2 separate regions of the Homo sapiens genome follow, and region 2 is linked to region 1. Evidence: read pairs that join two places in POLR2A ChIA-PET (ENCODE). Cell type or tissue: PC-9. All regions are shown on one strand. Each heading gives the region's core, and the rest is flanking DNA. Links, peaks and the distances in the headings are about the cores only. Region 1 has its middle 17 kb from the start of OTUD1. Region 2 has its middle 100 kb from the start of ARHGAP21.

Region 1 (5,381 bases), core at 185-5,184:
AGAAAGTGAGGGGTGAGGGTAAAATGAAAGTGTATGCCATGAGGTAAAGAATACTGGGCGCCATCTTGGAGACTAGCTATTATAAAAATAAGGAAAATAAACAGGGTGAATCCAGTCATAATAACTTAATTGTACATTTAAAAATAACTAAAAGAGTATAACTGGATTGTTGGTAACACAAAGGATAAATGCTCGAGGGGATAGTATCCTCTTTTCCATGACGTGATTATTACACATTGCATTCCTGTACCAAAATATCTCCTGTACTCCATAAATACATATATGCCTACTATGTACCCAAAAAATTAAAAGTTAAAATAAAAAATAAGGGGAATACAATTAGAAGGGAAACAGGACTTTTCCTTTACATAATAATGGATGGAGGATATCTTAAGTCTGATATATTGGGGTTGTTCAGAAAAGTTGGGAGCTACTACACAAAAGGTCTGAGGAACCTAGGACCTAGGTCTGGATAGAAAAGAAAGGTTGCCAAGAGTGGTAGCTCATGCCTGGAATCTCAGCACTTCGGGAGGCTGAGGTGGAAGGACTGCTTGAGGCTGAGAGTTCAAGACCAGCCTGGGCAATATAGTAAGACTTTGTCTCTACAAAAAAAAATTTTTTAATTAGGCCGGGTGCAGTGGCTCACATCTGTGATCCCAGCACTTTGGGAGGCCGAGGCTGAGGTCAAGAGATCGAGCCATCCTGGCCAACATGGCAAAACTCCATCTCTACTAAAAATACAAAAATTAGCTGAGCATGGTGGCATGTGCCTGTAGTACCAGCTACTCAGGAGGCTGAGGCAGGAAAATCGCTTGAACCCAGGAGGTGGAGGTTGCAGTGAGCTGAGACCACGCCATTGCACTCCAGCCTGGTGACAGATCAAGACTCCATCTCTAACAAACAAACAAACAAACAAATTTAAAATTAGCTGAGCATGGTGGTTTACGTCTGTAGTCTCAGCTACTCAGGAGGCTGAGGTGGGAGGATTGCGTGAGCCTGGGAGGCAGAGGTTGCAGTGAGCTAATGTCACACCACTGGACTCCAGCCTGGGTGATAGATTGAGACCCTGTCTCAAAACAAATGAAAAGAAAACAAAGGGCGATGGCCCCCAATAGAGGCTAGTTCCTTGGGATATATTTTGGGAAAGTGGAGGGTGGGAGAGAAAAAGCTGAAGGGAAGGCAAGGTAGGATTTGGACCAGGCTCTTTTTTTTTTTTTTTTTTTTTGAGACAGAGTCTCACTCTGTCACTCAGGTTGGAGCACAGTGGTGTGATCTCAGCTCACTGCAACCTCTGCCTCCTGGGTTCAAGAAATTCTCCTGCTTCAGCCTTCTGAGTAGCTGGGACTACAGGTGCGTGCCACCACACCTGGCTATTTTTTTTTTTTTTTTTTTTTTTTTTAGTAGAGACAGGGTTTCACTGTGTTTGCCAGGATGGTCTCGAACTCCTGACCTCATGATCTGCTTGCCTCCGTCTCCCAAAATGCTGGGATTACAGGTGTGAGGCACCGCGCCCAGCCAATGGACCAGCCTCTTCTTCAAAGCTTAGATCCCAATGGGATGCTTCAAATTTCCGAGATAGTCTTCCTTTATGTCTCCAAATTCATTTCGCCAAAATAGAAGGAGATTCAGGGGCCCTTCAGTACTATTCAGATTCTACAGAATAGTAAAATATGAACTAGTAAAACTTGTGAATACATCTTCATGGATGTGGCACAGAATGAAGAACAACAACTGAACTGGCACAACAAGGCTGTTCCTTACACCAGGTTGCATTTTTACCTAGCTAGGCCCTATAGAAACAAGAATCCTATGAACAACATCAGAGCTACTGTTGCATAAAGATAGGAAGGGAAGAACTAACTACTACTGACTGCTTAATATGCGCTAGGTGCTGGGCTAGGTGGTTTCTACAGACTGATCATTTAATACAATTCTCCATTCTCCACATTTCTTCTCTTCTCCCTTTCCTTTCCTTTCCTTTTTCCTTTCCTTTTTCCTTTCCCCTTTCCTTTCCCCTTTCCTTTCCCCTTTCCTTTCCCTTCCTCTCCCGAGACAGGTCTCTCTCTGCCACTCAGGCTGGAATGCAGTGGTGAACAACTATCAAAACCTGCCACCTTTAACTACTCTGACCAGTTTCCACTATTTCAAAATGTGCGGCCTGAGCAACACGGCGAGGCCCCATCTCTACAAAAAAAATTTTAAAAATTAGCCAGGAATGCCGGGCGTGGTGGCTCACGCCTGTAATCCCAGCACTTTGAGAGGCCAAGGCGGGTGAAAAATGAGGTCAGGAGATTGAGACCATCCTGGCTAACACAGTGAAACCCCGTCTCTACTAAAAATACAAAAAAATAGCCAGGGGTGGTGGCGGGTGCCTGTAGTCCCAGCTACTCGGGAGGCTGAGGCTGGAGAATGGCATGATCCCCAGAGGTGGAGCTTGCAGCGAGCCAAGATCACGCCACTGCACTGCAGCCTGGGCGACAAAGTGAGACTCTGTCTCAAAAAAAAAAAAAAAAAAAAATTAGCCAGGTGTGGTGGCCATGCCTGCAGCCCTAGCTACTTAGGAAGCTGAGGCAGGAGGATCACCTGAGCCCCGAGGTCAAGGCTGCAGTGAGCTAGGATTGCACCAGTGCATTCCAGCCTGGGTGACACAGTGAGACCCTGTCTCAAAAAAGAAAGAAAAAAGTGCCCAGAAATGATTGTAACTTATAGATCATACCTTTTAAAGGAGTTTCTTCCACTTCCTTGTATTTTCCCCATTCCCAGCAGACAGGAACGTTGTTTGTGGTGTTGAATCAGCTTTGATAATGTAGATAAGAAACATAATTTATGGCATGGAAAAACCCAAGTCTGCAGATGACCACATGAAGTGGCCTACTTAAAAGTTCTCACATGAACTTTTAAGTGAGAGAGACATAAATTAAGGTATTTTATTTAAGCCACTCTTCTTTGATCTTACAGAAGCTAGACTAGTACTCTAATAAATGAACTTGTCAAAGATCACGCAGTAACAAGGAGCAGTCCTGACATATCCTTGCTTTCCAAGTTCTACTCTATCACCTCCCACCATACACCTTGACAAGGAGATGTACTTGCCAAAAAAAAAAAAAAAGAGAGAGTTATTTTGGCTCCCAATATTCTTATATATTCAGTTTAATAAATATCTGAAAATGAGAGTTCATTCTGTCAATTTTGTATCCTATAGAGTGGAGAACCAAAACTATGTTTCTTCCAATGTTTTAATACAATAAATCCCCATTATGCTAAATATTAAACTTTTTAGATTTGAGTTCTGCTTATGCACTGTTTTGAGGTTCTGACTCATATTTTTTCTTTCTCTCAATCTCTCTCTCTCTCTCTCTGTCTCTCTCTCTCTCCCTCTCTCTCTTTTTGAAACAGGGTCTCACTCTGTTGCTTAGGCTGGGGTGCAGTGGCACAATCATGGCTCACTGCAGCCTCAACCTCGTGGGTTCTCAAGTGACTCTCCCAGCTCAGCCTCCTGAGTAGCTGAGACTATAGGTGCACACCACCATACCCAGCTAATTTTGAAATTTTTTGTTGAGATGAGGTCTCACTATGTTGCCTAGGCTGGTCTTGAGCTCCTGGGCTCATGTGATTCTCCTGCCTCGGCTTTCCAAAGCGGGGAGATTACAGTCATGAGCCACCGTGCTCAGCCATGATTCATTTTCTGTGCCACACAATCTATCTGTGGGATATAAAATTTATTGGTTGTTTTCAAATGCAGTGTTCTCTGAGTATATTTTTCTTGTAACCTTATACATGTGATTACCATCATGCCATCTTTATATAACTCTTCCTATTCATACTAAAACCAGAAACATACACAGCTGATAAGGCTGGGTGCGGTGGCTCACGCCCGTAAGCCCAGCACTTTGGGAGGCCGAGGCAGGTGGATCATGAGGTCAGGAGTTCGAGACCAGCCTGGCCAACATAGTGAAACCCTGTCCCTACTAAAAATAAAAAAAATTAGCTGGGCATGGTGGCAGGCGCCTGTAATCCCAGCTACTCGGGAGGCTGAGGCAGGAGAATGGCTTGAACCCGGGAGGCGGAGGTTGCAGTGAACCGAGATTGCACCATTGCACTCCAGCCTGGGCGACAGAGCAAGACTCTGTCTCAAAAACAAACAAACAAACGAACAGAAACAAACAAACAAACAAAAAACACATACAGCTGATATTCAGCTAACAGCTACTGGTATAGTCATACAGATTGGAAATAAAATATTGAAATACTTCCATATTCGTTGGTGAACAGCCAACATCCTATGGCTTCCAAGGTCCCCAGATGTCCTTGTGCCTGTATGGTCCCTCTCTTAGATCTCTGAATCTACACAGCACTCAGAAACCAGCAAGGAGCCTCCAGCTCCATGACCTGAATTCTTTCTGATATTAATAAATATTAAAAATATTTAATATCATTTCTGGGAGCATATCTAGCCTGTGGCTTGCAAAGTAACTTTATGAGAATTTCTATAGCTAATCATTTCAATAATGCCTTTGAAAAAGCTATCAGTAAAAGATGCTATCCTTCTGATAGCTTTATGTCTTTTCAAAACCTTTATGTATAGCTTCATGACTTAAGGTAAACATTTGTAGTAGTTTTTTTTTTTTTTTTTTTTTTTTTTTTTGCGACAGAGTCTCACTGTGCTTCCCAGGCTGGAATGCAGTGGCATGATCTTGGCTCACTGCAACTTCTGCCTTCCAGGCTCAAGCGATTCTGGTGCCTCAGACTCCCAAGTAGCCAGAACTACAGGCGTGCACCAACACGCCCAGCTAATTTTTGTGTTTTTAGTAGAGATGGGGTTTCACCATGCTGGCCAGGCTGGTCTCGAACTCCTGATCTCAGGTGATCTGCCTGCCTTGGCCTCCCAAAGTGCTGGGATTACAGCTGTGAGCCACCGCGCCTGGCCCATTTGTAATATTCTTCCAAGGACTTTCCACTGAATCTCCACTAACCTCAGTACACACACACAATTATTAAGCAAACATAGTTATTTCCCTGCACTATGAGAAAATAGATTAAACATAAATCAAACCTACTTACTATAGTTTAACCATTTTTTTCCAAATAATTCTGTGTTCCCAGAATGAAAAGTGCCCTGTTTGTTTACATTGTGAAATCATCATCTCTTTAGCCAAGGTTCACACTTCATATAAGCCACACTTGTGCTGGTAATTATGGAGCAAAGCCCTATTTAAGCAAACAAAAATGTTTCTCTTTTCTGCTTTCTATTTTAATTTGTAAAGCTTTTGTTGTCAGCCACAGTGATCTTACTTGAAACATATGTTACAAAGTGTATGATGTAAAACATTTAGCAAACTATTTGACATATTCTTTACACAGGGAATGGTTAGCAATCATTA
Region 2 (5,381 bases), core at 303-5,302, 1.4 Mb before region 1:
GATCGTACCACTGCATTCCAGCCTGGGCTGGAAAAGAAAGAAAGAAAGAAGAAAAAAAGAAAGAAAGAAGGAAAGAAAGAGAAAGAAAGAAAGAAAGAAAGAAAGAAAGAAAGAAAGAAAGAAAGAAAGAAAGAAGGAAGGAAAGAAAGAAAGAAAGAGAATGTTTATAGAAGCTTTATTTGTAATAGTAAAGCTGGAAACATTTCAAATATTTATCAATATGTGAATAGACAAAGGAATTGGTGTATCTCCATACCACCGAATACACTAAACATAAAACTATTGATACATGTTAAAACATAGATGGATCTCAAAAATGATTACATGGAGTGAAAGAAGCCGACTGGAAAAGGAGCATACTGTGTGATTCTATTTACATAAAATTCTAGGAAATGCAAATTAATGTAGAGTGACAGAAAGTAGACCAGTGGTGCTTGGGGATAGGCAATGGAAGAGCAAAGACAGGGAGGGATGAAAGGAGGTGGTGGCCAAGGGGCACCAGGAAACTTTTGTCGGTATTATCTTTATTTCAGTGATGGTTTCATGGGTATATTACATATGTTATAACTGATCAAATCGTATACTTTAAATATAGGCAGTTTATTGCGTATCCGTTATACCTCAATAAGCCTATTTGAGAAAATAAAACTAGATAGTACAATCCCATATCATTTGATCAGAAAGTCCGAGTGCGGTGGCTCACGCCTGTAATCCCAGCACTTTGGGAAGCTGAGGCGGGTGGATCACTTGAGGTCAGGAGTTTGAGACCAGCCTGGCCAACATGGAGAAAGCCAGTCTCTACCAAAACTACAAAAAAAAAAAAAAAAAAAAAAAAAAAAATTAGCCAGGCAAGGTGACCAGCACCCATAATCCCAGCTACTCGGGAGGCTGAGGCAGAATCGCTTGAACCCAGAAGGCAGAGGCTGCAGTGAGCCGAGATCGCACCACTGCACTCCAGCCTGGTTGACAGAGCAAGACTCTCTCTCAAAAAATAAGAGAATAAAGAAATATATTATGTATAACATGCATATGGACTGTCACCCCTTTGACATTATAGGATCTCTTCTCTTCCCTTAGGCTATTTTAAATACTGTACCTGACACGTGGCATCTGACATATGCGCCAAGGGAGGGCTTCATTGCAGTCCACATGTTAAATGGTAATAAGGCTTAGTTTCTTGTTTTTAGACTTAAAAGAAGAAACATAAAAAGAAGTTTTCATACTTCCTGCTCACTCTCATGAATCGTGTGAACCCATCTAGAGATATGAACATCCACCTTTGGAGACAACTGCAAAAATGATAGAAAGAGTGGGAACTGTCTTGTTTCCTCTTTGTCCCCAGTGTCTGCACAAGGGTAGGACACAATAGGCATTTGCTAAATGTTGATTGAATGAAGCAGAGCTAACAAAGCTATTTTGTCGGTCGGGCGTCGTGACAGCACTTTGGGAGACGGAGGTGGATGGATCAACTAAGGTCAAGAGTTTGAGACCAGCCTGACCAACATGGTAAAACCCAGTCTCCACTAAAAATACAAAATTAGCTGGGCATGGTGGCAGGGGCCTGTAATCCCAGCTACTCGGGAGGCTGAGGCAGGAGAATTGCTTAAATCCGGGAGGCGGAGGTTGCACTGAGCCAAGATTGTGCCATTGCACTCCAGCACTCCAGCCTGGGCAACAAGAGTGAAACTCTGTCAAAAAAAAAAAAAAAAAAAAAAAAAGCTATTTTGTCCCATTGATCTCAGGACTAATTTGACTTTCTAGAGTACCAGCATTAGTTCTGGGAATAACACATTAAAAAAAAAAAAAGTAGTGGATAAGGAAAGAGCAAAAAATTGTAAAGAAGTAAAATTCAAAAGAAAGAATGAAAGAACCTAGAGAAAAATCTAGGGATGGGGTAGAGTTCAGGGTGTTAGAGTTGAATTCCAGTGTTAGGAGATGAAAGGCCGAACCCCATTCTTGAAAATCAAGTCCAAGTGTTCCTGCTCCCCATTAGAAAGAAACAGAAGCCACGACCTGGATTTATTCTGATGTAAGAACGCTTTTCTTGGCCGGGCATGGTGGCTCATGCCTGAAATCCCAGCACTTTGGGAGGCCAAGGTGGGTGGATCACTTGAGGTCAGGGGTTCGAGACCAGCCTGGCCAACATGGTGAAACCCTGTCTCTAATAAAAATACAAAAAAATTAGCCTGGTGTGGTGGCATATGCCTGTAATCCCAGCTACTTGGGAGGCTGAGGCAGCCTTGAACCCAGGACGTGGAGGTTGCAGTGAGCCAAGACCTCACCATAGTACTCCAGCCTGGGCGACAAGAACCAAATCCTGTCAAAAAAAAAAAAAAAAAAGAACATTTTTCTCAATTCTCTGTCTGGTCTACACTTCAACATTTAAAAAATAATAGATTTCTCTGAAATGTGTCTTGGGGTGCAGAGGGGAAGTAGGAGGGATGATAGAAGTGATGGTCTAGACTTCCCAAAATCTTTTCCGCTGTATTAAGCTATTAAGATTTTCTGCCGGGCGCGGTGCCTCACACCTGTAATTCCAGCACTTTGGGAGGCCGAGGCGGGCGGATCACGAGGTCAAGAGATCGAGACCATCCTGGCTATCACAGTGAAACCCCGTCTCTACTAAAAATGCAAAAAAAATTAGCCGGGCGCGGTGGCGGGCGCCTGTAGTCCCAGCAACTCAGGAGGCTGAGGCAGGAGAATGGCGTGAACCCTGGAGGTGGAGCTTGCAGTGAGCCGAGATCGCGCCACTGCACTCCAGCCTGGGCGACAGAGCGAGACTTCGTCTCAAAAACAAAAGATTTTCTAAATGGGCAAGCATTGAAAGTATTTTTCTCCAGTGTTTAAAATACACATACTGATGAACTTCTCCATGTTCATATGCACACTTGATAAACAAAGTTATCTTTAGTATTATCAAAAGTAAAATGTCTCCCAAGACATGTCATATTTATTGGCCCTAATATAGTTTCGTTTTTTATCATACACTATGTATGTGACCACTGTTCACTTAAATGTCATCTATTTTCAATATCATTCTGATCTATGGCTCAAATCATGTTTTGAATACTTAAATTCTGTTTGGTACAGAATCAATATTTTCTCGTGTTGTAACATTGTTTATTACACATACCACAACATGCTTTAATCAAAAGGGCTGCTAAACTTTGCTCAACCGTGGTTGCACCCGATGACTCATAAGCTTTTTCTTTTTTTCTCTTCTCAATTCAATTCAACAACATCTGGTAGCTTATATAAGGAGAGAGGATGTTCTTTACAATCGGTGATTTTTCTGGACATGTTTCTACAATGGGCAGCCTTCCATTTTTTCCCCTGAGTTATTACTGTCTTCATGTAGTCTAACATTGGCATATTAATTTTTTTCCTAGAGACAAACATGTGCAGGAATTTGGTCTAATATAGCACCATAAACTTTTACAATGATTAGTTCCTAAGTCTCTTCTATTAATTTGTTTTGAGTTTGTCCAACCTTGAAAAAAGAAAACTAAAAATAAATGTGAACAAATAAGAAACAAGATATCAATCTTAAGCACTTCACATGCAGGCTGTTCTTTCTTTTTGGGGGTTTTATATTATAAAATCTTTGCAGTCTTTGATAACCACTGAAAAGAAGATAAGGAGCAGAGATTGCAAAACGTATCTCTAGATACACTATTTTTTTCTACCCAGATGTTTTTCACATCCTTTCTGACTCACAGTCCTTCAGACAGAGATAAACTATGCATAATATTCACACTACTAAAGATTCTTGAAACATGTCCCTGCATTTTCTTGATGTTCTTACTTTAGTTTAGTCTTTTATTCATCTTTAAAATGGAAGTGGGGAAAAATAAACCTGTTGTCTGCAAAGGTATTATACACACTTAGAGCCCTTTAAAATTTTTCTACCGTTGCTTCTCCAGACAGAGAAGGAAAAATGTTCATGAGAACACATGGACACAGGGAGGGGAACATCACACACCAGGGCCTGTCGCCGGTTGGGGGCAAGGGGAGGGAGAGCATTAGGACAAATACCAAATACATGTGGGGCTTGAAACCTAGAAGATGGGTTGATAGGTGCAGCAAACCACCATAGCACACATATACCTACGTAACAAACCTGTATGTTCTGCACATGTATTCCAGAATTAAAAGTAAATTAAAAAAAAAAAAAAAAAGAAGAATGTTCATTGGAGCCAGTTATTCTTCAGGTATTTGCATTCCTATTTTGCTGGGAAAAAAAATACCCCAAGAGTTAAAAGAAATACACTGCAATCAAACTGGCTGACAACAAGATAATAATTGGCTCCAAATACTTAAAAGCATCAAAATGGAATTTTAGAAAAAAGATGTTGACATCTCATATAGGAAGATTATCAATTGATAATAATTAATAATGATTCTAAATAAGGTGTTCAACAAAAGCTATTTATACTTATTTTTCCATGAAACTATTTTAGCTTTCTAATAAATGGAAGGGGTTCACTTGAATATTTGATAGTTTGGAGGGTTTTAATAAGTGTAATATTTCTACTTCCTCTTTCAACCTTCATTCCAGAATATTTCATTAAATACTAAATCCTGTCATTAAGCCCAAGAAAAACAATTTGGTTTAAAACAATGTCTTTTGAAGAGAAATCATATACACTTAAAATGTTTCCAGCAAAATTCTTTGAGGTCTTGGCATAGTTTCAAAAGCTGCTAACGTTTCAAAGGGTCACCATTATCTTTCCTCTCCCATTTTTACCCTTTCCTAAGACCTTAAACACACTCATTCTTCTCTAGTTAACACAGTACTGTCTCAGTATAAGAAATCACTATTTCCTCACACATCTATGTTCATAGCAGCACTATTCACAATAGCCAAGAAGCGGGTGCAATCCAGTTGTCCATCCATAGATGATTGGATAAGCAAAATGTGATATATACATACAGTGGAGTATTATTCAGCCTCAAACAGGAAGGAAATCCTCTCACATAGTACAACATGGATGAACCTTGAGGACATTATGCTAAGTGAAATAAGCCAGTCACACAAAGACAAATACTATATGATTCCACTCTTATGAGTAGTAGGTAAACTCATAGAAACCAGAAAACAGAATGGCAGTTGCCAGGGGCTGGTTGGAGGGGAGGAGGAAATGAGTTGTTAAATGGGTATAGAGCAAGCTTGTCCAACCTGTGGCCTTATGAGCCACATGCAGTCCAACACAAATTTGCAAACCTTCTTAAAACATTATGAGATTTTTGGTATGTAATTTTTTTTTTTTAGCTCATCAGCTATAGTTTGTGTTAGTGTATTTTATGTGTGGCCCAAGATAATTTTTCTTCTTCCAATGTAGCCCAGGGAAGCCCAAAGATTGGATACCCGTGGTAGGGAG

What was found. ChIA-PET counts read pairs that join two places held together with the same protein. Peaks named below come from ENCODE experiments on the same cell type or tissue, not always from the same donor. Only the 100,000 strongest peaks of a DNase experiment are listed, where the experiment ranks them.
Region 2: POLR2A ChIA-PET joins it to region 1 with 5 read pairs; 2 of 35 experiments call an interaction of 5 or more read pairs at or near these places.

What each region holds. Positions count from the first base shown.
Region 1 is chr10:23,419,585-23,424,965 of GRCh38, reverse strand. No RefSeq gene overlaps it. Among named protein-coding and RNA genes, the nearest start is that of OTUD1, 17 kb to the left of the region's middle. In PC-9, for the core only: no CTCF peak of the experiment used is centred there; a DNase peak (open chromatin) is centred at 2,725; H3K27ac peaks cover 3,190 bases.
Region 2 is chr10:24,824,045-24,829,425 of GRCh38, reverse strand. No RefSeq gene overlaps it. Among named protein-coding and RNA genes, the nearest start is that of ARHGAP21, 100 kb to the right of the region's middle. In PC-9, for the core only: no CTCF peak of the experiment used is centred there; DNase peaks (open chromatin) are centred at 3,205 and 5,075.